Linked DNA regions of Homo sapiens: region 1 is linked to region 2. A link is a loop called in an ENCODE intact Hi-C map of the cell type or tissue named here. Cell type or tissue: PC-3. All regions are shown on one strand.

Region 1 (2,500 bases), 130 kb before region 2:
TTTTAAAGGGAAACTTGGTATGGGAGATGTGAGGGACTAGTGCAGGATGAAGGGTCTGTATGTTTGTTCTGATGGTTATCTTGGGTAATTGCCTATCTGGAAGTATGTTTGGCATTATTTTGTCTTGGGCCAGATGGTGGTGGACTAATTGTTTGAGACTCCTTCTAAGCAGGATGATTAAGCAGGGGCTCTGTGCCTGGTTTGTTTCAAGATTATCTTCTGAAATTTCTTAAGCAAGAACATAATTAGATAAACATGAGTTACTGGAGAGGAGTGTCTAGAGAGGGAGGGAATAAAAGGGTGAGTGGGGAGGGAAGGAAGAAAAAGAAAATGTGTGATTAAAAATATTTTTAAAACTGAGGCCCCCAGTTACAATAAAATACCAAATTCTAACCTGACTCTGGTATAGCATCGCATGGCAGATAGCAGGCCTGGAAGGAAATCAAGGTATTTTACCCCCAAATATATTTCTTTGACATATTTTGAAATGGTCCTGCAAAGCTGTCTCCTGTGGATGGGGGAGGGGCCCTGGAATTTGCATTCTGTAGAGAATCCCCTTCCCTTACTAGTTTTTTTTTTTCCGGAGAGCCTGACACCTTTTAAGGTCCAATAAAAAACACTGTCTATTCTCTCTGAAGCCTGCTACCTGGAGGCTTCATTTATAAGAACCTTAGCTTCACAATCTCCCTTAACTCAAGCATTTCTTTGTGCTGACTTTAAACTCTTCAGGCAAAACTCAACTCTTTCAACCAATTGCCAATCAGGAAGTCTTTGAATCTACCTATAACCTGGAAGCCCCTCTCTCCCAGATGTCGCACCTTTCCAGGTCGAACCAATGTGTACCTTACATGTATTGATTTATGTCTTTGCCTGCAACTTCTGTCCCCCTAAAATGTAAGAAAACCAAGCTGTAACCCAACCACTTTGAGCACATGTTCTCAGGACCTCCTGAGGATCTGTGGCTGGGCAGAGACACCTAAATGTGATCTGCAGAGGATTGCATAGAGAAAGCTCTGCCTGTGGCTGACATACTGAGAACTAACCTGGGCGCCTTACAGCAAAACCATCCATGAAGCAGATGTGGTGGGGCTTTCCTGATCTTTTAGGGCCCAGATGCATTTCACTGAGATGCATGTTGCCTTTTTCTGAAAGCGTCTCATAATTAGTCTTTACATGTGTTTCAATCTGGTTTCACACTCGTTAACTGCTTAAATTGTAGAAAGCGCATTTTATTTCAGTCCACTAGGGGGAACCAGAGGGATTAGGCATTGGAGCTAACAAGCCTTTAACATTCTTAATACTGTAATTAGAGAAATTTCTAGGGGTTCTCAAAGTGAGCTGACTTTGAGAGAGCTGAATAGGGGGGTGTTTTTTGGTTTCATTTTTGTGTTTTGTGTGTGTGTGTGGGGGGTTGTTATTGTTGTTTTCTTTTTAACTTATTTGCATAAAAGACTATTTTTTAGAGCAATTTTAGGTTCACAGCAACATTGAACAGAAGGGGAGTTTAGAAATATGTAGATTTCCAGCCCTTGCCCCCAATCCACAAAATCAGAAGCTTTGGGGATGTGGCCCAGAAATCTCTATTGTAAAGGTTGGTGGAATATCTGCCTTTGGCAAAAATCTACTTAATTATATAAACTTTAAGCCCACCAGGGGCAGGGACACACTGCAAGTTCCTAGCATCCACAGCAAGATGTACAAACAGAGGCTCGCAAGGTTTTAAACATTTTTTTTTAAAGATAGAGGTGAAATACTTGGAGATTGTCAATATTTGGAGTATGAGTCATATATTTTTCCATGTCAATATTTGGAATATGAGTCATATATTTTTCCAGTTGAACAACTTCAACTGTTAAGCAGAATCCACATAATTTACTTAGAGCCCAAGGAAAATCTGAAAACCACCATTTGAGGAAGACTTCCGGCTCCAGAAATGAAATTTTAGGGAGCCCCCAAATCAGAAAACAGTATATTGTTTCTGAAATAAGCATTTAATGAAAGACTGACAGATTCCTGTAGATCTTATCCAGACTCAGGGAATAGAAATAAATGCCCTAGATTCAATTGCCATTAGACACAGATGTTTCCATAGTATCAAATACATTCTGGCACACTGGCCAACAGACACAAGTTGGAGTTACAGGGAGAAGAGAGGCCATAGAGATTGTCACAGGGGAGGATTTAATACATTCTATCTTCATAAAAAGCAGTTTAGTATAAAATGAAGATACTCATTGATTTATAGGGGTGTATGTTAGATAGCCCAAGTGATATAAAAAAATTAGCAATCTAGTTTAAGAAACACAGAACTGCCTACCCTGATGGACCCTGCTGCACTTTGGAAATTTACAAAGTAATTTGTTTAAACAAACGTCAAATTGCCAGAAATCATATGATAAGACCCGGTCTTCGTAACAGGTCTCTGAAACTCTAGTTTGAATATCAAATAAAAATTCAGAACAATGATTTGCCTTTCCCAAGGTCCACCTGAAGTGGGTAT
Region 2 (2,500 bases):
TACCAATTTAATCTACATTGTATACAACATTCTATATCAGGGGTCAGCAAACATTTTCTATAGAGGGTTAGATAGTAAATATTTTAAGCTTTACTAGTCACATACTCTGTCTCACGTTTATTTTTAATAATCCTTTAAAATTTAACAACCCACTCACAGCTCTGGTAGTATAAAAACAGGTCTTGAGCCAATTTGGCCAAAGGGCTGTAGTTTGCTGACCCTTGTTTCCTATCACTGGATACATTTCTGTAACATCTTTTTAAAAATAGCTGTATCATACACTAGTTCTGGTATAATAAGGATACACCAGAACTTATTTAGCCAGTCTTCTATTAGTCAATATTTAGGTTTCCCTTGTTTTGATATTACAAACAGCTTAGAATGAACATCCCTGTACATACTTATTTGTATATATAACTATTTCCTCAGGTTAAATGTTTGAAAGTGCAATTTCTGGTCAGCATTCATTCAATTCATTCACTCACTCACTAACTATAGCTGTAGGGTCAAAGTAGCCATAGACAAAATGTGAATGAATGGGCTTGGCTATACTTTGCTAATCCCTGAATTTTGCTAATTTACTTGAAAGCATCTTTATCTTTTTTTCATTTAGAGGCTTTAACATATTTTCATATATCCCATTTCATGACAACACTGCATCTGTTTTTAATAGATCAGTGTTATATTCTTACAGTACTATAAACAACTCAATGAAACAATGCCCTGCCTTAATAACGATCATCATCAGAACATCAAAATGTCACATAACTCAGTATCTTTTTTATTAGAAGAGTTTTGAAAATATCAGACTGAAATAGTTTGGCAGGCAAATGCCTCTTTAGAATACAAACACAAATAATAACAAGAAACATAATTTATGTTGTCCATTGTAGCTACTCATGCACTATCTAAATGTCTTGTTTTTTTATTGTTTTTTTTTTTTTTTTTTTTGAGATGGAGTCTCGCTCTGTTGCCCAGGCTGGAGTGCAGTGGTGCGATCTCGGCTCACTGCAAGCTCCGCCTCCCAGGTTCATGCCATTCTTCTGCCTCAGCCACCTGAGCAGCTGGGACTACAGGCGCCTGCCACCATGCCCGGCTAATTTTTTTGTATTTTTAGTAGAGACGGGGTTTCACCGTGTTGGCCAGGATGGTCTCGATCTCCTGACCTCGTGATCCACCCGCCTCCACCTCCTAAAGTGCTGGGATTACAGGCGTGAGCCACTGCGCCCCGCCTATTGCTTTTTAAAGCTATTGCACACACGCACATATTTCAACATAGTTGAAACTTTCTAAATTACAAACTTTCAAAAAGGAATTGCTTGCATAATTGACCTTTTAAAAATGTTAATCCATTTATTCAACAAATATTTATTTAGTGCCTATGTACTTAGGCACCAAGTTGCACAAACACTTGGGATACGTAAGTAAACATGACAGCTGTGGTCAATGACTCATAATAACACTTGTTTTTGAAGTGTAACACTGGAAAAATGTGATACATAGGAAAAGGATCAAGTAATAACTTCCACTCCTCTTCAAAAAGAAAATGAAGACAAATACTATGAATACTCCACAAGGTAATCAGATAAATCCTCACCATCAACCTTACCACATACAATTGGCAAATTTAGAAAGAGAATAGCACAAAACTGTAAAGAAAGTTCATGGAAGTGTTTTTGAAGATCTTAAACTCAGTTTTAGATAAAACTGACTTTACCCAATATGATTTATGTACATTACATGTATATGTTTTCTTCTGAGACTGGCCAACATCCTGAAGGTTATTGTTCAGACAAGAATCATCCTAAGTAGTGAAGTAACTGATCTATTAGATTTGTTGAAAAGGACTAGTTCTAAAAGAAAGAGTGAGATAGCAGCATGTGTGTTTAAAAAAGATCCAAAGCTCTAAGTGGAAAAAACATAGGCGGGCAAGGGTTAAAAGGGAAATAACAGAAGTGATGGTGGATGGCAAGGCAAGGGTAAAAGGGAGTAACAGAAGTGATGGCAGATGGGTGGCAGTGCAGAGTCCCGTCCTGGGGCCAGGCACCAAACACCGGCTGTCTATAAAACCCACAGAATCAAGGTGCAAAAGAAATGGAGTCAAGCTGTTTCAGCACTAAACAAATACAGCAACACACTGTTTAAAAACTTAATGTCAATACTGAACATTTCATTTGCTATAAAATAGAGTAAAAGTGAGGTACTGTTACTCTGGCCCTAATTTTAGTCACTCCAAACCAGTACCATTGAGGGCAAATGGCTGATAACCATGGGAAAAAGAAACTATCTTATTTTACGCAGTGATAATAAAAACAAATAAACAATTCTGGTAAAGGTCAACATGGATCTTTAAGGAAATAAGATTTCAAAAGCCTGTTTAAAAAACTTCATTATATGGCTATTATAAAAAGTAAAAAAAAAAATAAATAAATAACAGAAGCTGGTGGGGTTGTGGAGAAAAAGGAATACTTACTCACTGCTGGTGGGAATGTAAATTTAG

What was found. Peaks named below come from ENCODE experiments on the same cell type or tissue, not always from the same donor. Only the 100,000 strongest peaks of a DNase experiment are listed, where the experiment ranks them.
Region 1: it touches region 2 in a loop (4-fold over the local background); 4 of 110 quality-filtered maps call a loop at or near these places.

Annotation. Positions count from the first base shown.
Region 1 is chr6:119,128,319-119,130,818 of GRCh38, forward strand. It overlaps a transcript of FAM184A not described here. Among named protein-coding and RNA genes, the nearest start is that of FAM184A, 51 kb to the left of the region's middle. In PC-3, CTCF peaks have their summits at 1,246 (motif pointing right) and 1,447; DNase peaks (open chromatin) are centred at 1,243 and 1,773; H3K4me3 peaks cover 699 bases; H3K27ac peaks cover 1,242 bases.
Region 2 is chr6:119,260,046-119,262,545 of GRCh38, forward strand. The region is part of intron 5 of MAN1A1 (mannosidase alpha class 1A member 1); the gene reads right to left. Among named protein-coding and RNA genes, the nearest start is that of MAN1A1, 88 kb to the right of the region's middle. In PC-3, no CTCF peak of the experiment used is centred here; a DNase peak (open chromatin) is centred at 1,436; H3K27ac peaks cover 1,547 bases.